7 separate regions of the Mus musculus genome follow, and all the other regions are linked to region 1. The links are chromatin loops, found by intact Hi-C in ENCODE. Cell type or tissue: left cerebral cortex. All regions are shown on one strand. Region 1 holds the start of Gm46977. Region 2 overlaps Etv6 (ets variant 6). Region 3 overlaps Etv6 (ets variant 6). Region 4 overlaps Etv6 (ets variant 6). Region 5 overlaps Etv6 (ets variant 6). Region 6 has its middle 75 kb from the start of Gm46977. Region 7 overlaps Etv6 (ets variant 6).

What was found. Peaks named below come from ENCODE experiments on the same cell type or tissue, not always from the same donor. Only the 100,000 strongest peaks of a DNase experiment are listed, where the experiment ranks them.
Region 2: it touches region 1 in a loop (2.1-fold over the local background); 7 of 42 quality-filtered maps call a loop at or near these places.
Region 3: it touches region 1 in a loop (2.6-fold over the local background); 9 of 42 quality-filtered maps call a loop at or near these places.
Region 4: it touches region 1 in a loop (2.7-fold over the local background); 9 of 42 quality-filtered maps call a loop at or near these places.
Region 5: a loop joins it to region 1, with 2.7 times the contacts of the local background. A loop is called at or near these places in 4 of 42 quality-filtered maps.
Region 6: a loop joins it to region 1, with 2.2 times the contacts of the local background. A loop is called at or near these places in 13 of 42 quality-filtered maps.
Region 7: it touches region 1 in a loop (2.0-fold over the local background); 5 of 42 quality-filtered maps call a loop at or near these places.

The regions. Positions count from the first base shown.
Region 1 is chr6:134,035,177-134,039,176 of GRCm38, forward strand. It overlaps Gm46977, which reads right to left and starts at 136. Exons shown (of 4, transcript XR_001785383.2): 1 at 1-136. It overlaps Etv6 (ets variant 6), which reads left to right and starts at 524. Exons shown (of 8, transcript NM_007961.4): 1 at 524-962. The coding sequence starts at 930. In left cerebral cortex, CTCF peaks have their summits at 1,419 and 2,116; DNase peaks (open chromatin) are centred at 478, 762 and 2,094; H3K4me3 peaks cover 3,010 bases; H3K27ac peaks cover 1,541 bases.
Region 2 is chr6:134,209,523-134,213,522 of GRCm38, forward strand. All of the region lies in intron 2 of Etv6 (ets variant 6), which reads left to right. Gm38908 (a long non-coding RNA gene) reads right to left here. Exons shown (of 3, transcript XR_869493.3): 3 at 2,695-4,000. Among named protein-coding and RNA genes, the nearest start is that of Gm38908, 11 kb to the right of the region's middle. In left cerebral cortex, a CTCF peak has its summit at 2,060 (motif pointing right); DNase peaks (open chromatin) are centred at 1,741, 2,044 and 2,500; H3K27ac peaks cover 385 bases.
Region 3 is chr6:134,168,210-134,172,209 of GRCm38, forward strand. All of the region lies in intron 2 of Etv6 (ets variant 6), which reads left to right. Among named protein-coding and RNA genes, the nearest start is that of Gm52920, 16 kb to the right of the region's middle. In left cerebral cortex, no CTCF peak of the experiment used is centred here; DNase peaks (open chromatin) are centred at 2,176 and 3,830; H3K27ac peaks cover 856 bases.
Region 4 is chr6:134,182,064-134,186,063 of GRCm38, forward strand. The region is part of intron 2 of Etv6 (ets variant 6); the gene reads left to right. It overlaps Gm52920 (a long non-coding RNA gene), which reads right to left. Exons shown (of 3, transcript XR_003956529.1): 2 at 933-1,003. Among named protein-coding and RNA genes, the nearest start is that of Gm52920, 2.4 kb to the right of the region's middle. In left cerebral cortex, a CTCF peak has its summit at 1,675; a DNase peak (open chromatin) is centred at 414; H3K4me3 peaks cover 201 bases; H3K27ac peaks cover 1,075 bases.
Region 5 is chr6:134,218,013-134,222,012 of GRCm38, forward strand. The region is part of intron 2 of Etv6 (ets variant 6); the gene reads left to right. It overlaps Gm38908 (a long non-coding RNA gene), which reads right to left. Exons shown (of 3, transcript XR_869493.3): 1 at 3,963-4,000; 2 at 2,188-2,398; 3 at 1-1,709. Among named protein-coding and RNA genes, the nearest start is that of Gm38908, 2.9 kb to the right of the region's middle. In left cerebral cortex, no CTCF peak of the experiment used is centred here; DNase peaks (open chromatin) are centred at 723, 1,533 and 2,527; H3K27ac peaks cover 1,696 bases.
Region 6 is chr6:133,958,379-133,962,378 of GRCm38, forward strand. No RefSeq gene overlaps it. Among named protein-coding and RNA genes, the nearest start is that of Gm46977, 75 kb to the right of the region's middle. In left cerebral cortex, a CTCF peak has its summit at 2,501 (motif pointing right); DNase peaks (open chromatin) are centred at 1,449, 1,768, 2,048, 2,509 and 1 more place.
Region 7 is chr6:134,197,162-134,201,161 of GRCm38, forward strand. The region is part of intron 2 of Etv6 (ets variant 6); the gene reads left to right. Among named protein-coding and RNA genes, the nearest start is that of Gm52920, 13 kb to the left of the region's middle. In left cerebral cortex, no CTCF peak of the experiment used is centred here; DNase peaks (open chromatin) are centred at 2,469 and 3,702; H3K27ac peaks cover 1,682 bases.

The DNA of each region.
Region 1 (4,000 bases):
GCGCGGCTTTGTCTCCAGCGTCGCGCCCTGCACTTCCCCGTGCGCAGCCTGTAACCCGAGCTCCCATTTCCTGGTGGATTCTCTTAAAGCGGCCGCGGTCGCCGCGCAGAACAAAGGCCATTGTCTCGCTTCCTCCTGCGGCGCCGCGTCCTTCCCGGAAAGCCCCTTCCTAGACTGCGGTCCCCAGGCTGCATTTGCGCCTCTGGGAGTGCACAGAAAAGCCCCTACTGTGCGTGGCCCAGGTCCTCCTGAGGCGCAGCCAGGGGAGTCGGGAGAGAGATGAACCAGGCTTGCTGGTCCTTGGGCCACGCTGCAAGGTTCCCCAAAGGCGTCCTCCGCCTCGGGGCGGCCCAGTGGGCATCCCGCGCCCCTCCCCCGCACGCCTTTTGATTTCTCCGCGGCCCGCGGTAACCCGAGCTTTTATTTCCTGGTGGCTCCTTTAAGAGGCAGAGCCGGGTGCTGGGAATTCACGTCAGTTTCTGCCCTGAAACTCTCAAGATCAATGAGCAGAGAGCTTTCTCAGTTCTGCCTTTCAGTTTCTCTCTTCCAGGAAGGAAAACATTCGAGAAAGAGAGAGGGAGGGAGGGAGCGAGGGAGCGAGAGAGCGAGCGAGCGAGCGCCGCGGGAGGGCGGGCGCGCCGGCCGCGGGTGGGAGGAGACACGCCAGGCCGGCCTGCTGCGCCCGGGTCGCCGCGCCGCGACCCGCACACCCCACGCCGTGCTCGCCGGCTCCTACGCCCCCGCACCTCGCGCCCAATCCGCGCGTTGAGAAGAGCCCCCCCTCCCCCTCGGGCGGCCGCCGCCAGCGATGCTGCAAGAAACTTCTTAAACGACCGCATCCCGCTGCCCCGCCGAGCGTTTCTGGGTTGGGGAGAGGAAAGGAAAGTGGAAAAAAACTGAGAACTTCCTGATCCCTTTCGCTGTGAGACATGTCTGAGACTCCTGCTCAGTCTAGCATTAAGGTAACGATCGGATTCCCCTCCTTCCTCCGCTGGGCGATCGGAACCCCCTTACCCCGGGGCTGCTGGTGCAGTTGCTAGGCTGGCGGGGAATTATTTGGGGCGCGAGGGAAAAGGAGATGCAGCTCGCGGCCGCGCTGTACCCTTTAGTGTAACCTTGCTGCACCCCTCTCCGCCGAGATCCTCTTGGGCTCCTGCCTCCCCCCCCCACTCCCTTTCTTTCTTTCCTTTTTTTAATAGTATAGAATAGAGTTTATTTAGGGCAAGGGGAGGGGAGTCAAGAGGGTAGTTGTGGCAGAAAAAAGCAGAGAGAGGGAGAGAGTAGAGAAGTAGAGGCAGGCCATGAACACGTGGAGAGAGAGGGAAGGGAATAGGGAAGGTAGGGGGAAGGTAATAGCCCAAGAGGACAAGAGAGAAAGAGAGCCCCACTCCCTTTCTTTTTGACAATGTAATGCCGCTCTCAATTGGTAGGAGGAACCCGGGTTGTCTTCAGATCTGTAGAGCACCTCCGTAATTAGTGCGCTTAAAAATAAGAAAGGAAAAAGAAAAACCCTTTCTCTTTATTCCTACGCATAACGTGAGACTGAATTGTAACTTTTGTTCCCAAGGGGTGGTCTCTAGGGAAAAAGTTCTAGGGGCTCCACTAGGATGCTCTCTCTCTCTCTCTCTCTCTCTCTCTCTCTCTCTCTCTTTACGCCCCTCCTCCCCCCCCCCCCCCCGTTCTATCACACAAGAATTTTACCCTCTCTTCTCTTCTGATTGTGATTGCAAGTCCTAAGACAGTCTTGGTGTCAGCTTTTCCTGGGCATTGCACAATGAAAAAAAAAATTAAACCAAGGTGAATAAAGTTGCTGAATAGTTGTTTTACGCTAGTGCATATGAAAGTTGAGCAATCTGAAAGTAGAAAACTCCTGTGATGAAGGGTGGAAAAGAAGTAGCTAAGCAAAATGACCTTCTCTGACAGTCCAAGCTGGTGTGGAAAAGCTGCAGTCTTGGAGCTCCCTGACCTGCTCTAAGTTCAAGAGGGATATTTGCAAACAGCCTTTGCCTCCAGGTAGTCGCATGTGCATGTATATACACAGTCTGTCTATATAGGCTGAGGTGCTGTAGTTAGTTGCTTTTAAAAAGTTGTTGTGAAGTTTGCCACCATTGGGAGGCAGGATGGTTTGACTGTCTACCTCAGTTATTTTTCCCATGCTGCGTTTATTTCAAGGTTCTGCCAGTCACCAGGAGGCAAGCTGTTCTGCTCAATGGGCAGGGCTGAAGTTTCTCAAGTTTTCTAATGGTTTGGCCTATTTAATATGTGCCCCTTGCATGGATGTTGGGGAAACAATGGGCAACTAGCCTGTTTTCTTCTCTGGGGCGGTGACAGCGGTTCATCTAGGATCTATGGGAGGGAAAGGTATTTTGTCACTGCCTTAACTAGTTTTTCATAATTAGAATCAGACCTTGGTGTTTCTTATCAGGAATGACGGTCATGGGTTCGAAGTCAGGCTGCCGAGGACTTCGAAGGTGCATTGGTGTCTCTGTTTTGTGCCTCACAGGAGAGCCCAGAAGAACTTTTTGGTCTTTTGTGTTGGTGAATATCTGGGGTAGGCTTTGGAGCAGCGGGGAGTGCTTCCCTGAAGAATTTAGGATACTGAGATACTTTTTCCTTTGCAATATAAATTAGATTCTTCATCGAGTTCAGGGGGAAAAAAGTCTTGTCCTATAGATAATCTGATTTACTTCACACTTCATAACAAAAACAGAGGCAACTGAATAATAGGGTATTAGAATGGTGAACTGTATTTGGCTCCATGGCAGTAAACCTGACAGCAGACAAATCTGGACCAGTGGTAGAGCAACAGCTTCCAGTTGAAAAAAAAAAAAAAAACGGCACAGTGGGGTCACAGTGGTGGTCTACCCCGTGACTTCTCCCACCTCTTCTAAACCGACTGCATTCCTGCTGCCCTGATGGGCTCACGGTTGATGCTGGGATCAGGGAGTGCGCCTCTGTTGAACCGCTTGTTTCACTGCATCCCAATGGAAAGAAGAGCTAACACATGTGAGAAACCAAGCCCCCATCGGAACACATCCTCAAGTGTGATAGGGAAGTGGTGTGCACTCCGCGCAATGTCAATTTTTTTCCTTGTTGTCTTAGGTTGTTTATTTTATTTTATTTTTTTAAACTTTGGTTCTGGGGATGGAACACAGAACTGTTTATTATACGGGCTAGCTGTAACCCAGCCCTTCCCGGCTTTCTGGGTACCTCCTTTATTTTTTATTTTATCAATGTCTTTTATTTTTACATGTGTCTTCCAAATGTATTCTCCGCCACCTATTCGAGTAACATTTTTTTGTTGTTGTTGTTTTTTTGGATTGTTATCTGTGGAGACAATCTGTGAATGTGTGCCTAGGCCATTGGTGTTTTTAGGTCTGTGTGTGCATGAAAATTCTCACCATGGAGCTGCTTGCGTTTATCCTGTTCCATAATAAACTGTGGAGATCAAGAAGAACCAGGATTAGTTCAGATCATCTGAAAATGCTTCAGTGAGTGATGTGTGCTTCATTTAGTCCTTGGGATGTGGCACTGTGATGGCGAAAGGGAGGGAGAGACAGAGACAGAGACAGAGACAGAGACAGAAACAGAAACAGAGGAGAAAAAAAAAGATGTTTACTAGCAAGTCCCAAGCAAGTTGCTTGCTTCTAGGGACAGCACTTGAGTCCAGTAGGTGATAAACTTTTTCTTGGGGTGAAGGATGCGAGTGAGTCTTTGAAGGAGGAGCGGATGCTATGTTGTACTAAAGGCACGAAGGCCGCCTTTGAGGAGAGATTTCTCTCACTCCTCCCTATCTGCTCTCCTGCAGCACAAACAGCTGGTCAGCGGCAGTAAATTCCTCAGCCACTGGTGAGGTGGAGGCCACAGGAGCCTGGCCAGAGGCAGCCATGGGGGGCGGGGTAGTACTTTGTTTACTTTTGAGCCCTTGTCTGTTCTGTTAAGGAAAAGACCAGAGTCAGACCGGGGTGGAGTTTCCAAGGTGAAAGTTTCTGAATTGGTC
Region 2 (4,000 bases), 170 kb after region 1:
CCAAGACGGTGGATAAACCTGGGGACAAGAAAAACCCAAAATAACCAAGAAGTTGTCACCAATCCTATAAGTGGCCTCTGAGACTCAGCAAGATGCAGGATTCCCTGGTGCCTGCTAACTCTGTGGCTGGCTACCACCTTCTTCCACAGTAGCAGAGGAGTGACTTGGGAAAGAACTCCCCAAGGAACAGAGAGCCAAGTGGTTTCAGAATGCTAGCTGCCATCTTTGAATAGAAGAGTAGCTAGGTAAAGTTGAAAGTAAGTCAGTTCCTAAAAACCCAGAAAGATTAACTTGGGTTTTAAAGGAGAAAAAAAAGAGAGAGAACGGTAGAAAAGTGAGACTCAAACACACTTTATAAGACAGAGGAAAATGAGAAGCAGGATAATAGCTCTTCATAAGACAACAGGCGTTCCAGAGCATCTTAAACAGTTCACAGCAGCCGTCTCCTTCCATGTGAGCACAAACATTATGAAAGTAGTACAACATGGGAGGGGGAAGCAGGGATAGTGCTAAGTCAGAGGTAGGACATGAGCTGGTAAGAGCACACAAGAATGGATACTGAAGACCAGGTTTTGAAGAGTAGTGGAAAATGCAAATAAGGTAAAATAAGAAGGAAACAACAAAAAATAACTCAAGAGAAAGTGACAAATATTGAATAAAGACAAAGACATTTCATCATGTGGGTAAAAAAGATCCCGTGCAAAGAAACTCAAAAGCAAGCCCAGTCCTGCAGAACACTTGAGTCTGGACGTGGCCACACCTCCTGTCCTCTGTTCCCTTATAAGGATACTTGACACTGGACACTGGAGTCGTGGTCCCTGAAGAACCCTCGTGACCTCGTCTCAAGATCCTTAAGTTATGTCTGCAAACATGTTTCTCATAAAAGTTCCCATGCACAGGCTCCAGGGGTCACCGTGTGAGGGTATCTTTGGGGACCGTTCAGTTGTTGATAGCGTCCACGCTAGTAGGTCACAGAAACGGTGGAAGTGGACTTTGCATTTTATTTTCTAAGTTGACTGGTGGTAGTTCCTAGTGTTCCCTACCAAGTCAGCCATACTTGTTAAGAAGTAAGAGTGGACGGTGGGCTTTGATAAACAGCTGCCTGGTGAGAGACCTCACCAGAGCAGAGGCCACAAGAAAGGGCTTTAACTCCAGGCTCCAAAGACAGGGATCTCCTTTCAGAACTCACAGTATTCTTAGCTATAAAATAGGCATGGCAGATCGTGCCTGTAATTTCAGGCCTTGGGAGGTAGAAGCAGGAGGGCCAGGAATTCAGGGTCATCCTTACCCGTAGTGAGCTCAAGGCCAGCCAAGAGAGGAATGACAAACTCCATGTGACAGTAGGCAGACAGTGAATTCAGGTGTCTTTCTTTTTGGTGTCCCCTGCCTTTCTGCCACCTAGCCGCACAAAGTATACCCTGCCCTCTGGCCACTAGAAAGTCCACCTTCACACTCTGGGGCTGCCAGTATTCCTTGAGACTCTTCTTACTGCCGAACAAAACCAAGCATGAGTTGAATCATGTCTCGTGTTATCTTATCAGCTCCCTCTCCCACAGGACTCCTCCAGCCTTTATCACAAGCTATAAATGATGTAGAATCCCAGATGAGCAAACCAGGAGAGAAAGGTGTTCCACATAACGTGGAGCGTCCCGGCTCCCTTCTGGCCCCCTGAGCCCAAGGGGAGTGAGGCTTGTCTTTCTCATTTTCCTACCACTGTGTACAAGTCTTCAGCCAAGGGCATCAGCAGCCTTCACAGCTCTCATGCTGAAGGACAAAAGCTAGGGAAAGAAACGATTCTCTCTCCAGTGTCTGTGAGTAAAGAGGGAATGGGTCAGGGACAGAAAAGTCGGTCTCGTATGCACATGCCAGAAAGTGTAACACGAATGCCTTTAAATAGAAGTTGCTGGTCCAAACGTGATGTTCCCCACCCCCACCCCCCGTGAGGCATCAGCGTCAGCGATGCCGTTAAAATTACCCCATCCTGCTTGTGATGTCTGTCTTGCGGCCCTCAGATGCTGAGTTAGCACTGGCTGCCTGGCCTCGCAGAGGACACTCAATTCCACAGCAGAGGGCAGCCAACCTTTGAAAACACTTGGAGAGAGTCACTGTCAACTAGAGTCAGGAGGAGGAATAGAGCGTATGAAAGGCATGACGGGCTGGAATGAAATTCTCTCTCTCGAAAAACACATCCAAGAAAAGCCTTGAAGAATTGTAGGTTCCTTTGACCCCACCCCTGGTACAACCTGGGGTCCATGAAGTTCTTGTTGAAACTCCCCTTTCAAAATAAAACATAGACACACACACACACACACACACACACACACACACACACACCCTTCTTGTCCCCGCATGTCACCACCTCTGGGATTCCGTGATGTCAGGCACTGTCTCCATCTTGAGAAGAGGCAGCTTGCTGTCTCTAAATTCCTAAGGATAAAGAGGGAAGGGAAGGGGCAGCTGGGCCGCACAAAGGCTAGCCTCTCTCCCATCCCACTGATTGGATCTCTCCTGGCCCATCCAGAATGAGGATGAAGGTCACTCTTGTTGCGCTCTGTAAATGAATGTCTGTAGATCATAGCTATAGCCAGACAAGAGATCATCTGTATGTGGCTCAAATGGGCAAAAGGGAAAGAGAAACTGTTCATTCACTCCATTCCGGCAGCCCCTGTCAATCATCTCTAGGATGCAGAGCCCACAGATCCAGATCTTTGTGCTCATGTCCCCATTAAATGTACTCATGGAACCTGTTGGAAACACACAGTGATTTCTAGTCGCTAGCCGTCTTATTTTTCTTTTCTGTCCTACAGTTGGACTCATTGTTGGCATAAGTATTGATAAAGTTGGTAAATTAAAACATATCTTCTCCCAAATTCAGGAAACTCTGTCCTTTTTGCCTCTTGGCTTTTGAAGCTCCTCTCTCTGTGATATCTCTTCATTCCTAGTCACACTAACACAGTGTTCATAGACTAAGATAAGATGATGATGAATCTTTACTAATATGCATACCAAGTTTCAGTGTGTTAGCAAGGTCTTCTAACATTCCCGGGGAAGGGCCACTCTCCTCCACCCCTGCCAATGTCTGCTGCCAAGTGCCTCCCTTATTTTATCTTGCCCTGATATCTATGTGAAAAGTAGGCAAGCTTTCTAATTCTATATTCTATTTTCCTCCCCTAAATTTGAGATAGTATGTGTATTTCTCTTTCAAATCTAGTTTGCTGTTACATTCTATCACAAGTCATCAGTTAGAATCATTTGTATACAAGATGCTTAAAAGCACTAAATTGATTTTCCAGTATCCACCAATCAACTCCAGTGGTCCACAGACATTGAAAGGGTGGGCACTGGTGGTCCCTGTGTGTGCCTTTCAAAGAAAGGATAATGGCTGACCCTGAGTTCACCTACAGATCTTTAACTCCAAAAGCCCAGGAGATGGATGGAATTGCTCAGGTTAGTCCCCATTCTCTGAGGTTAGCATGGAGCCTCCTCACCATGTCTGTTTTGGAAGACTGACTTGAAACATTGGTGTTGAGTTTGCTTTGATTTTTAAAACACATTGTCCCATTATGTCTGTAGAACATGCATTCCAGAACACATGCTGACACCCAGCTAGGACTCTCAAGTCCCTTTTGTAATGGAATAGTGTTTGCCGGCCATATACTTTAAATCACTAGATTGCTTACAAAAACCTAAGGCTATGGGCAATCTTCTTATATCATTACTCTGTATAGCTTACAGAATAAAGACAAGATAAATTGTGAAAGTCCAGTACGATTAATGCACTTGCTTTGTTGTTATTTGGGGGTGGTTTTATATATTATATATTCTACATATATATTATACTGATATATGCATAATATAATTTTATTATGTATATGAAATATATGCGTACATAATAACTCTATATGATATATATGTTGGTTGAATTGTACATGTGGAGCCTATTGGTATCTGTTGTACTAAACTATAAGTTTAATTACTGAATTTAAAAAAGAAGCCTTTT
Region 3 (4,000 bases), 130 kb after region 1:
CTTAAGTTGCTTTTGGCCACGGAGTTCATTTTATCACAGGAGCAGAGCGGTAACTGATAGGGGCCTGTGTAGGTGCCCCTGGTTTGGTCTTCATCTGAACTTGGTGATGCCTCATCCTTTGGTTCTGGTTTTATTTACCCCATGGAACCAAATAGGAAGTGATTTTTCAACATATATTCCTCAGACGGATGGGACCCTTGAAGTCAGGTAGAGATGTGAATGTCAATTCTGCGTCTAACCTGTCTCAGTAATTTTTCCTTCCGACAGATGTAAAGTACATGTTAAATATGTAGATAGTCCTGTTATTAATGTAGCATAAGTCCGTGCTGACACTTTAGATTTCGGTATCTGTATTATACTCCTGTTCATCTTTGCTTGGGCTATAGCCAGAAGTCATCATTTTTCTCCCTCATTCTTTGATCACTAATCCTTCCATCCCCCAACACCACCCCTCCCCTTCTGTGGTTAACATTCCGCCTGTTAAGTTCTGGGAAAGCTGACTGAGGTGATTATAACCTTATGGCTGCTGCCCTTTCATCTCACTTGGGGTTTTTGTTTGGAGACAAGTCTTACCGTGCAGCCCAGAACTTCCCAAGTACTAGGTCTACAGGTGCGTACACCACCTTTTAAAACCCCATCTCTATCTCCTTATGATCCAGATCGGATGAGTATGCCTTTTTGTACTTTAATGTTAATTTTGTTGAAGGAAAGACAGTAAGACAGGATTAGTGCATGCATGCATCTGGTGGCCCGCTGGTAGAGATTGCCTTCCAGGTAGGCATAGAACGCGGCCTTCATAATTGAGACCCATATCCTGTTTATATGGTTTATGCCACGTATAGATCTCATATGCTGTAAATGACACATGAGCACGGGGATTCTGAATTTCAGTTTAACCGCCGAGAAACTGTCAAGACAGACTCAAATTGTTTGCTGAAATGTAGATGCAGCGCTTGACTCGCCTCAGAGTCTGCACCAGGTGTCCTCCTCTGCTTCATCAGTCTGTTCAAAGTGAACATGAGGCCTTCTGGTTAGTCTTGCAGAGTTGTTCTTGGGTCAGTAAACAGATGTTTATCAACTTATCTTCTCGAAGTGCTTTCAAGAGAGAGAGAGGGGGGAAAAAATCCTCAATTTGTTAAGAAGAGTTCAGCCTAACCATTCAGCTAGAACCTGTCTCCTGTCCACTGTCCACTAGGTAGGGTACGTCTTACTCTTTCGCTCATGATAAGCAGTGTGTTTGTGTGGATTTGTATTTTTCTCCCACTTGTGATAAAGGGTTTTAGATTTCATTTGTTATTTTAAAATGGACTCTGTATGGTAGAATGTTCACTGATGCCAGAGAGAGACGGGTGATGCCAGAGAGAGACGGGTTTGGGGAGCGGTGGGAAATGTGGCACCAATCAGTTATGTAGATGGCAAGGTTCAGAGTCAGACAGCTTTTCTTTGATACATGTAGTACAGGCTAGCCTGAAACTCACTATGTAGTCAAGGATAACCTTGAATACCTATTCCTCCTAATCTCACCACCTAAATGCTGGCATGCATACTCCATGCTTATAGGACAGCATTTCTTGGTTAGCTCTCCCTATCCCCTCCCTCTTTCTATCCCATCATCCTTTCTCTCCTCCCTCCCTGCCTCGTCCTCTCTCCTTACGCCTCCCTCTTTGCCCCTTATCTTGCTAGAGATTGAACCTAGGGTCTCAGGCATGCCTAGGAGCTACAGCTACAGCTACAGCCTCTAGATATATGGACGGTCTCAAGAAATAAAGCCACGGTATCCAAAGAACGTGCGCTGTTGGTTCGTATGAATTTAAATAAGAACCTCAAGTGTATTGATGTAAGACAGGCAGCTAAGTTATCACATGTGTAAGAAAAGCATAAGAGATACATGTATACATAAAGTCATAACTCTGCTATCCTGCTAGTTGAAGACATGGTAGAGCAAGGTTTTGAAGAGACTCTGGTGTTCCACACTAAAGGGTGTAGATCATCTCAGGAAGGTTCTAAGATGCCATAGAAGAAATTGAAGTAGCACTAAGGAGTGTATTTAGGATTTGTTCAGTGGTGGCAACACAATGAACACACTGAATAAAACGCTGTCTTCAGTACTGCGGCTGAGAAAAATTACAGTTGCCAGCTAAGACCATCCGTGCTGGATGAATGAAGTGGAAATATGCAAGGGATAATAGCAGATGTGTGAGTGAGACTCTGTCACTGTGACAAGTACTGTGAGAAGCGATTTAAAGGAGGAAAGAGTTATCTTGGCTCATAGTTTCACTCTGGCGTTCTTGGTCCTGCTGCTCTGGGAATAAGGCCATGAGCATCGTGGCAGGGGGCAAAGCAGAGCTGTCCATCTCATGGGAACACAGAAACAGACAGAGAAGTGGAGGCCAGAGCAAGATAGGCCCTTCGAGTTGTACTTAGTCAAGCCCACCTTCTCATAGCCCATAATGAAGTCACCAACCTCATCCATGCGTCCAGGCATGGAGAACAATGAGAACCTCAAGGGGAGAACATGGTTACCATGGTAAAAGGACCAGAGAGGAAGGGAGTGTGTCTCCAGTGACAGATGGGACGAGAGAGGTGAGTGTGAGAGGCAGGGGAGGTAGGGGATGCCTGTGCCGTTAAAAGGCTTCGGCATTTAATTTTTCAATGAGAATTTTAGGCAGAGGGCTGGTGTGATCTGATTGTGATTTGAGAGGACTCCTGGGAAGTAACGAGAGAGACAGAAACGGGAGAAGGGAGAGAGTGAAAGCATAAAGGGCTTTTGAGAGTGAGTCCGTGAAGACATGATGGCAATGTTGGGCAGAGTGGCTCCCAGCCTGCCATGCTTCCAGCCTGACAGCCTTAGCACTTCTCCCTCCTCCTCCCCCTCCCCCTCCCTCTTCCTCTTTCTCTCTGCTCCTTCCTCTCCCTCTCTCTGCCCCTCCCTCCCTAGCCCTCCTTCCTCCCCTCCCCCTTCTCATGTTTCAGTTATCCCCCCACACACTTTCTCTTCCCTAAGAAATGTGCACAAACACAAGACCTTCATCCTACTACCTACCATGTTTCTTCTAGAATTCCTTCCATGATGCCTTGCCCCTATAAAGATATCTGACAGAAGCCACCAAATAAAGAAAAGATCTGTTTTGGCTCACCATTTCAGAACATCTCAGTTCATCATGGTGAGGAAAGCCCACTAACAGGGCCTGCCCAGTCTGTGGCAGTGGAAACTGTGTCAGGTGACTTTTCTTATCGTTGCTAATCAGAAGGCAGAGGCAGCATACTGTAAGGAGAAGCCTTCAGAGGTCAGCACCCAGTGACCTATTTCTGCCAGCCAGGCCCCCCTCCTAAGCTTGTAGCCTCCCAGAAGAGCACCACCAAACAACCACAAATCAAGTTTTCAGATAGCTGAGCTGTGAGGTGAATGAGGGGTATTGGGTATTCAAATTGTTAACACCCTCTATAACATGTAATCACCATTTGGTGTAGTTTATAATTTTGTTTGCTTATTTGTTTATGCGTTAATTGCCTGGTGCCTCGAAGAGCGCCCTCCCCCAAGGAGGTGCTTAGTAAGTATTTGCCTAATCAATCATGGAATGAAGGTCACCTGCCGCCATTGTCACGAGTAACCGTCATGACAGGGCTACGGTTTTCTCCTCACCATATGTCCCTTTCTGGAAAGACTTGATACGTCAAGCTTCGTGTACCTTCCGTGTGAAGTAGAAGTGTGTCACTGAGCCGCTGAGCGGGCTTCTTGGCTCCCAGTGTGTCGAGCAGCCTCGCGTTCGGGTTTGCGTTGGGCTCTGTGTCTTTTTTTAGTCCGGCTGCTCACTCTTCGCAGCCCTCCAGCTTAAACTCTTGAGTAACTCTGGACGTTGGAGTTTTCTGAGAACTTGAGAACTAGATGAATGAGATTGCCAATAGCATGCCTTCTGTGCCTGGCATCTAATTCTGGCACTTGCTTTAGCAAGCACCATTGCATAATTATAGCCATTGGCTACAAAAGGTGACCACGTAG
Region 4 (4,000 bases), 150 kb after region 1:
GCTTATCCTGCCTTCGTTTGCTCACTTTTGTCGCTGAGGATGCTCTGAAGCAGGACCAAGGATGAGGACTGAGTCTCTTCCCTGTTACCTGGTGTAGTCCTGTGCTATGTCCACGCCCCAGGCCTGGCCAACAGAGAAAGCCAGGAAGGGTGGAATAGGAGAAAATAGCACAGGGTGGTATGGACAGCGGGGAGATACATCCGCCTACTCCACTTCTCTGCCTCCCACTTTTCCTTTCTCCCTTTCCCCTTCTTCAAAAAGAAGTGGAAGCTGAGCTCATCCCAGAGAAATCTAAAATAACTGTCATGAGAAAACGGCCCCTCTGGAAAACGCCTTGTTCTCCCGCTGTTTGTAAATGTGAACCGCTCAGCAACTGGGCAGCTGCGAGGGTATAAATATAGCCTCAGCCCTGACGCCGGCTGAATCCTACTTTCTTAGAAGCTCGCTGGGAACCCACGGAAGTCAGGGAGCGAGCAGTAAAGCTCAGTCAATCCGTCAACCTCCTCTCTCTCTCTCTGTTTCTCTCTCCATCCTGGCCCTTAGTGTGGGTGTGAGGATAGAAGTAGCTCTGAGAGTGTGCTGGAAATAGCCCTTGGCACTGGATGCTGGTTAAGCTCAAAGACATCGAAGATGCTTCCTATATAGCTGCCCCCTGCCTGACCCTTAGACCTGGGCTATTTTGGCCATTCTGTGATCTCAAGAGCACGCTCTCAACCCAGCTGCTTGGGCACAAGCAGGTTTTCCAGCCTGAGCTCTGTCCGGGCACTTGGCGCCTCTCCGCTACCTCTGCACTCAGATATCTTATTCTGACTTGACTCAGCTGTCTAGAGCCCGGGGTTTAAAAATAGCTCTTGGTGCTTGCTGCAGAATGAAGGGACAGAGAGATAGCCTGGGCACAGGGAGGTCAACACTTGGGGCCCCTCTCTTCATACCTGTAGGCTTCGTTGGACTGGAGTTTTTAGTTTCTTCAAGTTGACTTCTAGACCGTTGGCCAATCACGAGGCTGCACGAGAAAGAAGAGATCTCTTAATATTTGTGGGTATTGGGTATTGATATTGTTTGGAGTCTACGCTATGGCAGAAGAGAGTCATTATTTTCCTTGGTGGTTCTCAGAAACAAACGGTACCTAGTTACCTTTCGGTGTAGACAGCAGAGTCGTTTAGTGTTATATTTATTTGCTTTCTCTTTCCTGTTTGGTGGTAAATGCTTGAAGAAGAGAGCCATGTACTTTCATTGTGTCTACCCACAAAACTTCAATAAATCATTTTACACAACTTAATGTGCTGCATGACCATTGAACTGACCACAATAACATTCGTTTAAGGCCCATGGCATTCCATTAGCAGATGGTGTGAATACTACATTGTTCACATCGTTCATTGTGTAGAGGTGGTGTCCAGCAGCAGTCTAAGAGAACTGTGTGTGTGTGTGTGTGTGTGTATGTGTGTGTGTGTGTGTGTGTGTGTGTTATGGTTTCTGTAGAACTAACTGAGCTACCTCTATCTATTTTAAAACATTTTTCTGAGGTTGTTTTTATTTTTTTCAAACTGATCCTCTTAGCATATTCATAAACATAAAGCAGGATCAGCAGGATCTGTTATTCAGCTCATCAGAATACATTGAAATTGCTACATTTAAGCCTGTATTCATTAGGGAAGACCTCGAAGGTCAAGGGCTAGGTTCTATCTGTGCCCTGGTGGTGGCATTGCCTCAGTGCAGTGTGAACCATCTTGGCCCCAGTCCCCATCCTTGGAACTGAGGCTCAGGTAGCGGGAGCACTCTAGCTGCCTTTTGCCCTGGTGATGAAGCGTGGTAAAAAGGACACTCTCCGAGGCAATTGGGGCAAAGAAGCCCAGGTAAACATCTGCTCCAGCACACTGAACTAAGGTTTGATAACACACCCCTCCTAATCATCTCTAGCTATCGATGGCATGGGCCAGACCCACTCTTACTCCCGAGAACAAAGAGAACCACCCCTAGTCTACAAAGGTATATACAGTGGAGTCAGCCACTTCACAGCGTTGTCTAAGTCAGAGCAGGGAAAATGTGAGTGTCAAACGGTGCTGGGTTAGGCACAGAGTAAGAGCTAAGTAAATGCTGGTTGAGAAGGAAACGGCCCCTGACTCTCGAAGCTGAGCAAAGTCACACCCTGCATTTGATCTCTGTGGCCAGAGCAAGTTCATTCCCTCGCCTGAAGATGCTCACATTACCCTGGCTACATTCTTTTATGTTTTTTTTTCCCCAAAACTGAAATGCAGTTTCACAGAGATGACAGGCAGCACCCTGGCCTCCAGTTCAGCCACCTGAGAGAAGGTGGGGGATGAGACCAGAAGGTGGTCCACGGTTATAATGCACTACCTCCCCCCACACACAGCAGAAAGGAGAGAGGTGTCCCGTTTCTGACCTTCTGGTCCTCGGCTACTGTTAATGTTCACCTGCTATGTGTGAATTCTTATCTCAGGGTTAAGTTCTTACTACCTCTACCCTTTCACCCAGCCCTCCTGGCCAGCCGCAGCTCATAGCTGGGTCGTGCTGCTCACACTTAGAAGGTGGGGAAACAGTCTGGGCTCAGTAGGGCTACAATGATTTATCTGGTGTCTGCATCAGACTATTAAGTGGCTGACTGAGGATCTGAAGCCAAAACCTTCTGATTCCCAACCAAGGAAGGTATGAATCAAACCATGGAAAGACACACACACACACACACACACACACACACACACACACGCCACCACCACCACACCGTCATTATGTCTACAGACCCTGAAGACAACTATCATCTCTCATGGGGCAGTCTACCACATCATTCACTGCTTTATCCAGGGCTCACCCACAACAGTCAAGGATGCACCAAGGCTGTGTATTGCCAGCTTTGGCATCTGCAAATTTTCTTTCATTTTCATAAACTGAGAAAGTGTCAAGGAGTAATTCCATGATAGAGCTTTACCCACTGCCTTGGGGGGCGGGGGGCGAGTTGAGACAGAGCTTCCCTAGATATCCCTGGCTGCCTTCACACTTGCTAAGTGGGCTAGGTAAGCCCAGTGGGAAAGGTTGTCAGGCCATAGGGGCAGACAATCAAGCATCTCACTATGGCTGGAGTTCAGACATGGCCATGAATTGAAGACGGAGCTTTAGTTTCTGTCGGCCTTACCGGCTGTGACTGGATTACAAGAGTGCTCTGATACTAGCTCATTTTATATGATCTGTTTGTGGATTTGATGATAGAAAGAAAAGAAAACCCCTTGCTTTTTATTACCATACATGGACAAAATTCTGAGGTTGTCCTTCCAGGCTTTCCTTACCCACTAGCTATTATTTGGCATGCACAGTCCTTTGTCCTAGGATTGCAAAGACAAAAAAAATTGTTCCTGCCCTCAAGGGACTTGTTCTCCCCTGGGGAAGACAGATTGGTAACCCCTAAATTAGAACGCAAAGCATTTGGGTGAGATTTTATTATGTCTGTGGCCCACCCGTAGGAGAGAAGCGACTGATTTGAAAAAGGAGGCAGGTATCTGAGGAAAGTAGAAGTACAGGTGGTCTGAGGACAGCAAAGAGAAGGGAGGGTATGCGCTTCATTTGCAACCCTCACAGGGAGCGGATACATGGAGCTGAGGAAAGTGAAGCTATAAGAAAAGCCTAAGTGAGAGGGCAGCCATGAGAAGAGCTTTTAAAGGAAGGATTGTAAACAGCAGTAGAGGGGAGGAATAGGGCCCGGCACTCAGTTTGGTGGTGGTGGTGTTTATAGTGGTAGTGGTGGTTGGTAGTGATGGTGGTAGTGGTAGTGGTGGTAGTGGTAGTGGTGGTAGTGTTGATGGTGGTGGTGGTATTTTTTCTTCTTTTTATTCAGTTCCATCTACTGTAATTCTAGATTAGAGAGAAGCTACCAGAATGTAAAGTGTTCATGCCCCTTGGGCAGCTCTTGCCTCTTCAAGAAAGGGTACGTGGTGCCTCGAGGCAGAGATCTAAACACTAACTCCCAAAGACACATTATATCCTGGCA
Region 5 (4,000 bases), 180 kb after region 1:
ACTAGTCACTAGACATGACTGGGTCAAGGGTCATAAAGTTGCTGTCATTGAGTCAGGAGATGAGGTCACATGGATCTCTGGTGTAGGTTGACCAGGCGTGGTATGGCTTAGCTTTTCCAGGCCTTGGTTTCCTAATAAGTTATGGGGACCAGGGTTGAATCAGAGCATTGCTGTGGCGTCTGCCTCTCACATTCTGGACTCTGCCTTCCAGTGCATGGGGTCCAGAGCAAGTTCTTGTAAATATGAAGAGTTTAACATGGAAGGATATTTTCACCAATGGCTAAAGTGTTGAGAAGCCTTGAGTTGGGAGTTAGGGTTTGGCTCAGTAATAGAACACTTGAATTTGTATGAGTTCCAGTGCAAACACCACACACACACACACACACACACACACACACACACACGCACAAATTAAAGGAACTTGAGCATAATAATGCTCAAACAATGTCTACCAACTCAGATCATTCAATTTCAATTAAACTGAAATGAGAACCCAGCCAACTGCAGGGCTCCTGTGAGTTAGGAGACACACAAAAAGCAGTTAAGGGCTTTTTTAAAGGGGCAAGCTGTTAGGTTTAGCATTGCCATGGCTGGCTGACAACTTTGCAAAGAATTAGAACATAACACTAATCTCCCTTCCATGACTCAGAAGAGCCTTCGAAAAGCTACAGAATCTTAAGATCTTGATCACGAGTGTGGAGTAGTTTTATAGCAAAAGAAATAGCATCCTGGCTGTCTGTATTGTTTGGTAGTTGAGGTTCAAATTCAGTAGTGCGTGCTGGCTATGTTAAGCCATGCAGGAACTTGTTGATCACATACTCTTCAGCCCCATATTTTACAGATGGAGCCATTGAGCAACAGAGAAATGAAGTGGGTTGCCTAGAATCCCACGCTCATTAGCAGCTTATGTAGGAAGGAAATCCCGGCCCCTGACTCCTGGTCAGCTTTCTCATTAGTTTATGCATAACTCAGAAAGTTGGGCATGAGGTTAGGATGACCTGATGAATGTGGTGGCCAATTTGAACGTGGAATTGAAGAAATTATGAGAATTTAAGAGTCTGGATGTATCACTGAAGGTTATGTGTGAGCCCATGAACTTGATCTCGCCTCTGAGGAAAGAAGGGAGTGGGGGTCTTAGTGATTTTCTCATTCATAGCAATTCAGTTCCTCCATACAAAATTCTCACCGTGATGAACGCTGGTCATAGTTAAATGGTTCTCATGACACATTGGCACACAGAGGCTAATAATATCATAAGGAGCTCTCTCTGTCTCCCTCCCATCTCCCCCTCTCTCCCTTCCTCTCTTCCCATCCTTCTCTTCTTCCTAATCATTAACATATATATTCTTTCTTTGTTGAGTCAAATTGCCAGAACTGACAACGAAACAAATCCTACACATCCCTCCCCTCTCAGCAGCCTTGGACCCACCCACAGCTGGGAGTTGGGCAGAGAGTCAAGAGCAAGTGTCGCTGAGCAGCCTGTGAAAGCAGCGCTTTCTTCCCAGACACATGCAAAGTATCGTTCCACCTGCCCCTCCCTCCTCTTCCTAGCCATAAATCTGTCTCCCTGAGATCTGCAGATTTTTTTTCCTATCTTCAATCTGCTGATAACTTGCCTGGGCCAAGGATCTCAGTGTTGGGTGGGAAGGAGTTGGTTTCCTCCGTCTTTTTGAAAGCCAGTCTTAATTCTGAGTGTGGATGGAAAGTGCCTGGGTAAGAAAACAGAATCTGGCATCGGATTGCCTGGATTCAGATCTCAGCTCTACTTGTTGCTCTCACCGTACAAGTGTGGGGTACTTCCCTGGGACGCATCAGGTCTCCTCCATCTTCTAACGTGCACTTCCATCTCAAATGTTATACGAGCATGCAGTTAAATGAACTGATGCTTCTGAAATGCTCTGAACAGCACTAAGTGCAGAGAAGTGCTTCATAAATGACTGTTTAGTCAATTAAATTATCTCCATCACCTCAGCGTTACCTCCAGGTACCTGCTCTGTTCCATTCCTCAACATAGGGGCTTTAGGGCCCTTGAAGGAAGTAGGCTCTTTTTTTCTCAGTTAGAATTCCAAAGCATATGCTATGTCCCAGCCCTTTTACACCGTTGAATTAAAAAAGAAATAGCTGAGGGATTTGACATGCAGCACCCGCAATGTAGCCAGCCTCTCTCTGGCTCAGTGAGCTGCCCACCTTCTCCATAGGCTAATGGAAGTGCAGTCAAGCTGATCGATTTACTGAGTGTCCTGGAGCAGGTAGCTTGCAGCGTCAGGGTCACTGTTGGTTAGCTGCCAAGTGCTCTCTGTAACCTGCCGCCCAGCTGTACACGTGCCGGGAGCCTCCTTGTGGGCTCCTGGTAAGGGGGTTTCCACGGTGCTGTGGCCTTGGTTGCTTCAAGGCTGAGCTGTGGGAGAGATTAATGGGAAGTGAGAAGAGAAACTGTTATTCTTACCCAGCAGTGTTGTTGGGAGTGTGTGACTCTTCTTGTATTTAGGGAAAAGATTACTCATGACGGTTTTCTTCCATCGAACATAAAGAACCTCAAATTACTGTTTGTGTCCCCCGCCCCCTTGTCACCCACCTCTCTGCTTTAGTTTGTCCTCGGTAGAAACGTCAGCATTTAACTTTCTAACTTTCGTTTCCCCTCTTAGGCAGGCTTCAGTTCTGTATTTACTTTGACACCTCAGCAAGCTGGCCCCATCCACTTACTTCCCTGCGTTACCCAGAAGCTCTCTGCTCAAGCCCTCTGGCCACTAGGTGCTTTCCTGTGGCCAGCCGGATTGGAACCTCTACCCATCCTTGATAGAATCATCCTCCCACTTACCCAGTAACATCTTAAATCACAATTTGGTATGCTGTTCTTGTCCAAGTGGACACTGTTGAGAGTAGGAAATAGCCGAAGGTCTTCCCAGGATAGCCTGCCACCATTCACACTCCACTAGGAACAGGCAGGCACTTTCTGTGTCCATAAACCATTTTGAATGGGCATTGCCAGTAACAACCCAAACATAGAACCTCAAATCCTTTAGTGGTCCAGTTCCCTTCTAAAGGTTATAAAGTGGTCACATACTACAGTCACTTGTTTGATTATGTATGAAAAAGACATTGCCATTAGATGTAAAACAGGAAAACACACTCAAATGCTTAGGGTTTGAATTGGCTTGGTTGGTTTTGGTTTCATGGAAGTGAGGTTGAACTTGGGACCTCACGTATGCTACCACTGAGCAATATCATCAGGCCTCATTTGACTTGAGATGGCATCTCACTAGGTTGCCAGGCTGGCCTGGAACTCACTACGTAGCCCAGGAGGCCCATGCATTACCTTGCATTATTGTCGAAGTAGCTGTGTTATCTACCTGGCCCAGCCAATTAACTGGCTGTGAGGAATCTTCCTTGGACTTAGAAGAAACTGACTTCGGCTCTTCAAAACCGTTTTCTGCACTAGAGCCTGTTAGAAGGCTCTGCAATCATGTTCACAGCCTGGCGTGGTCTCCCTGGGATCTGAGCCAATCGTTTCCCCCCTCTCAGCAGCCTATCCTGGTGATCATATAGTTCAAAAAGCAGTTTCTTCCAGAATTGAGCTGAAGAGCACATTTGAAAGACATGTACCACATATCCTCCAAAGTTCAAGTAGTTCACCTGCAGAGACTGAAGCCCCAGTGTGCAAACACTGGTCTCACGGAGCTCTCTCTCTGAACTCTTGATTCTGTGACTTCCGAGGATAAAACCTGACAGACTCCCTGTCAGGATTCAAGTTGTAAATAATCATCAAAGACTGCCCTCCTCCCAAAGAGCTTTTGCTCATAGCTACGTGCAACAACTTATAACAATACTGAGCATACTATAAAGGACTTTTAAAAGTATTTGCTAACTTATTGACAAACCAGCCAAGCATATATTAATATATTATCTAAAGTATATTTTTCAAAAGACATGTGCAAACAACAGTTCTATATGCTTCTACAAACCTCTTCAATATCCAGGTTAATAGAAGATGCCTGGATTC
Region 6 (4,000 bases), 77 kb before region 1:
GGAACTCAGCTGCTGACTTAAGATTGTGCATTCTGAACCAGGCGGTGGTGGCGCACGCCTTTAATCCCAGCACTCGGGAGGCAGAAGCAGGCGGATTTCTGAGTTCGAGGCCAGCCTGGTCTACAAAGTGAGTTCCAGGACAGCCAGGGCTACACAGAGAAACCCTGTCTCAAAAAACAACAACAACAACAACAAACAAACAAACAAACAAACAAAATTGTGCTTTCTGCCCTTCCTACAGTTGAGTGCAGACTGCGCACAGGATATGTCCTTAAATTTTCAGGCAATAAGGATAAGCCTGGAGTTCTTAAAGATTTTCAGGAGACACTAAACATGAATAAATATGTGCATGTTTTTAACATTTTATGTATATTTATGTCATGTGCATGAGTGTTCATCTGTATGTATGTATGTATGTATGTATGTGTGTGTGTGTGTATGTATGTGTGTATGTATGTATGTATGTATGTATGTATGTATGTATTATGTATGTATGATGTGTGTGTGATGCCTGCAGAGGACAGAAGATGGTGCCACATACTCTGCAAGTAAAGTTACAAGTAGTTGTGAGACAGCATGTAAGTGCTGAGACACAAACCTAGGTCTTCTGCAAGAGCAACAAGTGCTCTTCACCATAAAGCCACCTCTCTAGCCCTACAGATAGATAGATAGATAGATAGATAGATAGATAGATAGATAGATAGATAGATAGATAGATACATACATACATACATACATACATACATACATACATACAGTATATATACATACATATTTATACATAGATAGATAGATAGATAGATAGATAGATAGATAGATAGACAGATAGATGATAGATAGGTAGATAGATAGATAGATAGATAGATAGATAGATAGATAGATACATATATACAGTATATATACATACATATATACATACATATTGATAGATAGATAGATAGATAGATAGATAGATAGAGAGAGAGAGAGAGAGAGAGAGAGAGAGAGATGATAGAATAGATACATACATATATACATAAATACAAATACATACATATTTATACATACATACATTTTTCCACAAACTCTTTGGTGGTAATAAATAGGAATATCACTACCTAAAGCATTTGTTTGAGGGCTGGTGCAAAGCCTAGCCGTTAAGACTGCATACTGCTCCTACAGAGGACTGAATTCTATTTCTGCACTAAAGTCAGGTGCTTGTATCTCTATCTCCAGGGGCTACCCTCCTCTGGCCTCCATGAGTGTCTTCATCACATATACATGCCCACATAGACACATGTTATATTTAAAAATAAAATAAATCTTTTAAATTATTTTACTTGCATTTTGGTTTCCTAAGAGACAGTCTTGTTATATAGCCTAGGCTGGTCTCAAACTTGCAATCCACCTGCCTCAGGCACATTAGTGCTGGCACTCAGCCAACAAGGGACTGGAAATATTTCTAGAAGGATGTTTAGTATTCCATCAATTAATCTTATCTCTTAAGTCCAAAATGACTTTTGGTGTGACAACACTCGATGGGAGACAGTTTCCTCCGAAGTTATACATCTGGTTAATACAACTAGTATACATTTGGTTAATCCTTTCTACATAAAACATTAACAATGTCTGGGGAGCTCTTGGCTTGAAGGAGGAGAGAATGAGGCATCCGAGTCAGCAGCGGACTTCGGGTGACTGGTCCATCTCCTCCTGTGACTAAACCATCCCGTGATGTATTTGACCTACTTGGAGACTTGATGATGCAGAGCCAATGAGCCATCGAATGCCGAATCCTGTGTGTCCCAACTTCCACACAGCATTTTAAAGCACCCCAGTTGACCATGAGAAGGTCTTAACTCCTCTCCACCTCCATGACATGGTTGCCTTTCAGAAGTAAGAGAGGGTTCAAACTTGGTTGGGAGTGCCCGCTGCAAAGGCCTCTGACTCTCGCTTGCATTAGGCAATCCAGGCACACACCTCTACTGTCCTGGCAAGAAATTCTAACTCCCACCAGAATGGAAAGAAGCCAAAGCAAGTCAAAACTTTCTTCAAACAGAAGCTCACTAGGAAAACTCTAGGGGAGGGAGAGGAACAGAGTGGCTGCCCTGGCACACAGGGCAGTGACTCATTGAGAAACAACTGCTCCTGCTGCAAGAGTTGTGTTGGAGCCCCAGGGATTTGGGTGGAGGTGACGAGAGCTGTGCTTAAGAGAATATGGACACATGTACTGAAACACTACACTGCGCCCTATAAATATACTGTGGTTATTATGTGCAATTATTAGGAATTAATTTAAAAATTGTTAAATGTTTAAGGTGCAAACATTAGCTACACTGATCTGGTCATTTTGCCTTATATAAAGAAACGTGTACAGTTAAAATAAGAACCAACCGTAAAATGATCTAAAATTCACATGTAAAAATGGAAGAAAAAAATTGCAATGGTCCAGCAAGCAATAGTAGACTCCCTCCAACTTCCTCTTAGAAACTCTGGGTATCTGAAAGTCGTAGCAAAGGATATGCCCAGTAGGTGGCAGCAGGAGATAACTGAACTGAGAGCATACCCCACTTTGACCGATTTCACTTAGTTATTAACACATATGGTGGATTCATTTACTGACTGATTGAATGATCAATGAATGAAGAACTAACTCATCTAAGCTAGAAAACGTCATCATTTGAAATGTTAATATTCTTTTCGTATCCCATCAGTAGCATTGCCGTTTTATTGAGTTTTAGTTAGAAACTGTAGATTGTGTATGTGTTCATATATTGTGAGCATACCTCTCAGGCCTCCCACCCTACTTTTCTTAACCCCTCTTCCCTCTGTTAGTCCCTCTTGCTCCCCTAGGCAGTTTCACTTCTACTTACCTGTCATACACGCATGATTTTATTTTTAAACTGTGTCTCACAATGTAGCCCTGGCTGTCCTAGAACTCACAATGTAGACCAGGCTGGCCTTGAACTCACAGAGATAAGTCTCCCTCTGCCTCCCAAATGCAGGGATTAAAGTTGTGCAACACCACATTCAAATAAATGATGTTTTATTGATAGGTCTATATACAATCTAGGAAGGACAAATGAGAAGAAGTGATATTTGTTTTTTCTAGAATTGATTTAATTCACTTATTATGGTCATCTCTCCTTGCATCTATTTTGCTCTAAAGAACATAACTCCGTTCCTTTCTGTGGCTGAAAAACAAAACAAAACAAAACCCACTACAGCTCCAGGGACCCAATATTTTCAGGAGGTCTTAGGTTAAAGTCACTCACATGTGTATGTGCACACATCCATGCAGGCACTAGCAAACATAATTTTTTTCAAATTCATCTATATGAATTTGAAATATATTTATTACATATAAATTATATGTATAATAATTTATTTTATATATGTATATCACATTCTTTATCCATTCCTCTGTTGATACACCCCTAGATTGGTTCTAGAACTTGGCTGTTGCGAGCATTGATGGGCAAGTGTCCCTGTGATGGAGCTCTTCAGGTAAACGTCACGAGTGCGTGGTACAGCTGGGTCATCCTGTATCTAATTTTAGCTTTTTGAGAAACTGCCGCTCTGACTTCCACAGTAGCAGGCCTAATTACAATTTCACCAGCAGTGTCTAGATACATCTTGTACGGAGCTGATATTAGTAATACACGAACCAAACACACACAACAATAACCAATAGAAAATCATAGGCTAACTCCCTGATGAACATAGATATATTTCGTTTTAATAAAATACTTGCAAGACAAACTGAAGCTCATCCCAAGATCACTCACGGTGATCAAGTTGGCTTTATTCCAAAAGAACAGCGGTTGACCTAGTGTCAAAGAAATTCCCGCTGGCGGGGGATGAGGGCTTCCTCTTCTCAACATCTTCACCAGCACTTTTCTTACTTATTTTCTTAAGGACTGACTGCCGTTCTGACAGGAGAAAGATAAACTCTCAATTTAGCTTTGAATTTGACTTGTTCGTTTTGTGTTGCAGTACCGAGAACTGAATTTAGGGCCTTACA
Region 7 (4,000 bases), 160 kb after region 1:
AATTTAGATCATGAAGCCAACTCAAAAGCCACATCTTTAGAACAAGAAGGGCAGCCATTTTGATGCACTTCTGAGGACCTGGATGGACATGGGTAGCTTATGTACGCCAAGGATGGAGGGTGCACGTGCAAGTATCTATGGGTGTCAGTGGCTCTGCAGCTTAGAAAAGCATCAGTGCGTCAAGACTCATGCTTTCTAAATGTCAACGGGGAGAAAAACAACGCTAGGTATGGTGGCACACTATGGACTTCAGGCATTTAAGGACAGGAGACAGGAGGATCAGGAGTTCACAGCCAGTCTCTACTTATGCTTGAGGCCAGCCTGGGTTACATGGTACCCTGTTAAAAGAAAAGCAACAGAAAGGAAAGCATGAAGAAATTTCAGGCAGTGGTTCTCATCCTTCCTAATGCTGTAGCCCTTGAATACAGTTCCTCCTGCTGTTAGCCCCAAACCATAAAATTGTTTTCGTTGCTACTTCATAACTGTAATGCTGCTACTGTTATGAATCATAACCTCAATATCTGATGTTTCTGATGGTCTTAAAGGGATCATGACTCTCCTGTTGAGAGCCATAGGTTTAAGCGAACCGACCACAATTTTTAAAAATGCCTGATTCTAGCTCAGAAGATCCGATCTGACAATATGTTAAGACTACCACAATTAGTGAGAAAGCGCCACGTCAGATTTTCTTCTCCATGTAGAAGTGGTTCAAGCACATCTTTAAGAAGAGCCTACAACTTCCAGAAGATTTCAAGTTAGGTTTTTTTCTTTGCTGCTGCTTTCATTGATTTACAATAGAATTTGGGATTTGGGTAGAACCGCACGTCGTCCAGGCCTTGCACGGTGCAAGCATGCTGCAGGGGCATGGCCACCAGGGATACAGAGCCCTTCCCCAAACAGCCTTTGCCAATTCTAAACACCATTTTCAGCAAGTTTGTATTGAGCCGGTGCTTACATGACTGTGGCAAAGTGAACGTGGATCTTCCTGGTTCTCTTCTGTGGCTTTTTCCAGCTCTGACAATTTCCTGGAAATTATTTCTGAAAGACAGATGTCAGCCTCATCTCCCTCAGACTGTCGTGACGTCTGTATTATCAGTCTCATTTAGGATCCAACTAAAAACCAAGAAATACCCTATTTTTATGAAAAGAGAGTTTGGCAATCAATGGGGAAGAGAGAGACCTCTTAGCCTTGGCCAGTGATAATTCCAAGAAACTGTGCCTTTTTTAAGCATTTTGTGGTGACCCTGCTATCCAAAGAATTTGCTTATCTGTCTACCTTAAAAGTTTCCATAGAAACCTGCTGTCTTCAGAATATTCCCAGCTCTTCCTTTGGTGCCCACATTTCTACCATAAGAAGTTCATTATTGAATGTGAATTTTATTTACGGGATAGGGGCTAGGAGATGACTCAGTAAAGTGCTTGTCTTGTAAGCCCAAGGACCAGAATTCTATCACCAGCCCCCAAATATAAACCAAACAGCAAACTGAAAAAACCATGGGACTGGGTAGTGCACAGCTCTCAACTCTGGGAAGGCAGGGAGCTGGGTCCTGGGACTTCAGAGGCTGGCCAGACTAGCCTACTCTAAACTCCAAGGCAGAAAGAAGATACTGTCTCGGGAATCAATGTAGATAGAACCTGAGGAGCAGGACCTGAGGTTGTTCTCCGTCCCCACACTGACACTGGCACACATCCCGTGCTCACATGCGGTATATACACACCTACTCATAATACATATAGACACACTCGCGCACGCAAACACACACACACACACACACGTACACACACAGACACACACAGAGTACAGCAAGGGCCAAGGAGTTGGCTTATTAAGCAATTGGTAGTCATTGCATTAGAACATTAATCATTTTTAGATCCTTTCCTGGAAGTTCATCTTAATGGACGTCAGTGGAGAGAAGAAATGCGGCTATGTAGATCAAGGAGACTCCTTGGGTTCTGGGGAGGGAAATGGGTCATGGAACAGGAAATAGGAAAGAAAGAACATCTCAGAGTACCAGGTAGGAACAGCACCTCGCAGCAGAGGCCGATTTTTTTCACCACAGTCCTGTGAGCTCACATGTATTTTTACATATAATGAAATAAGGTGACCTGCCCAGATCATCGGCCAGGGAGGAACAGGACTTGGGATTTAAAACAGAGCTGCCTGATCTAGACATCTCATTCCCTGATGCCAGGTGCTGTCCTTGAGAAAAGGGCAGAGAACTGGAAAGCTGAGATTCAGTTGCCTCCTTCAGAATTTTGCATAAGGCTGACCCTGGCTGAAAGTCTCGTTTTGCAATCACCCATGTGGAGCTAGAAAAATCTCCTAATGCTAACTCATTTTGAGTTTGGCTTTCTTCTTACATAAAATTTATGTAACATCACAAACTAGTTTACATGGAATGCGATACTTGTTTATAAAGAGCCACTTGTTCGGAATATTTTTAGCGCCCCCCCCCAATTGTTATGGATACTTTCCCGGCTGTCTAGAAAAACTGGGCTATGTCCACACTCTCTTCAGAGGCTTGGGCTTGCACGATGCTCACATGACCACCTGAAAGCCGGTGATGTCCTTCCCCTCTAAGTCCTCACACTAACTATTATAGCTCTGAGATGTCTCCTAAGTCAGGATACGTGCAGGTTCACCTAGGAGATGATAAAAGAAAAAAAATCTTCAGTTTCTTCCCAAAGAAGTCACTTAAGCCAACTTGGCAAAGCCATTTTACCTTCCCCATTTAATACCTTAGTGGGCTTGTTTTCTGTGTCTCGCTCTTGATGGTTTGTGGGGGACACTCAGAGGTAGAGGGGTGACTTTATGAAGGTGGGTGTCTTCTCTTCTCCTTTCCTTCAGTGTTCTTTCCCAGCTACCACAGAAACCACACTTTCTCTACTGAGCACACATTCCTGGGACTAGAACAAAAGGCTCCTGTGAGCTAAAAAGCAGCAGGAAGGGTGGGGCAAAGGCCTGAAGGTTTTGAGGGCTTCATTTCTTCCTTGCTGGGGGCTGTATTGGGATAGGATGCAGTTTGGAGCCTGCTTCTTCACCACAGGGGAAACTGAAATGAGCCCTGAAGCTTCATAGGGGACCCCTCTAATCTTTATCCTCCTAACATAGTAACTTCCTGACCCTGGAGTGACTTGAGCATCTCCCAGCACTCAGCAGGCCCAGGAAACCAGCCGTGAGGCCGCAGACCAAGAAAGGGAGCCCTGTCAGTGAGGTTCGTCTGAGCCTCAGTTTACCCTGATGGCCTTTGCTTTGCTGAGTGCCTCCTTCCTTCAGCCTGTTCGTGACAGCAGAGCCAACAGCCATGGGAACCTGCCCTCCAAGGACAGTACACTTCATTGTTATAGGAGAGAACCAGGAAATCGGAATTTTCCATCCTTCCTATTGAGGAGAATTGGATTCCACAGAGAAAGTAACAGCTTTAAAAAGAAACACACACTCGAGAGTGTGCGCGCACACACACACACACACACACACACACACCCAGGTCCCTCTGCTCTGAGCTGGCAGACCTTCTTCCCTGCCCGGTAGTTCCAGACACTATGAACCAGGGCTTGGCCACGCTGCTGAGCTCCTGCACTTTCAGTAGCGAGTTAATGTGGCCATGACTCAGAATTATCGGACCCCAGATGCCAGAGAAGTGAACTAACTTCTTTTTGGCTCACAGTGGACTCATAGGCAACAAAATAGGTTTCGTGTTGTAATGAAGCAGTGTAGAGTGTGGCTCCCAAGCTGTGTGTTGTCTGCCCCTGCCCGCTTCATTGCTTGCTGGATCATTCTCTCCTATCCATCCTCCCTCAGAGCCAAGAGCCCGAAAGCCAGCCCAAGTCGTTTGCAAATAACACTCCTGAACTCAGCCTTGAAAAGACTTGTTACGATAAGCTTGTCCAGGGTGCATATTGTATCTCGAGTTTGGGAATAGCTGGGAAAACCTTCTACTCCATTTAGGGAGAGCCTGGATGGCTAGTGGGTGGGGCTCTGAGCACAGGATTAACACCA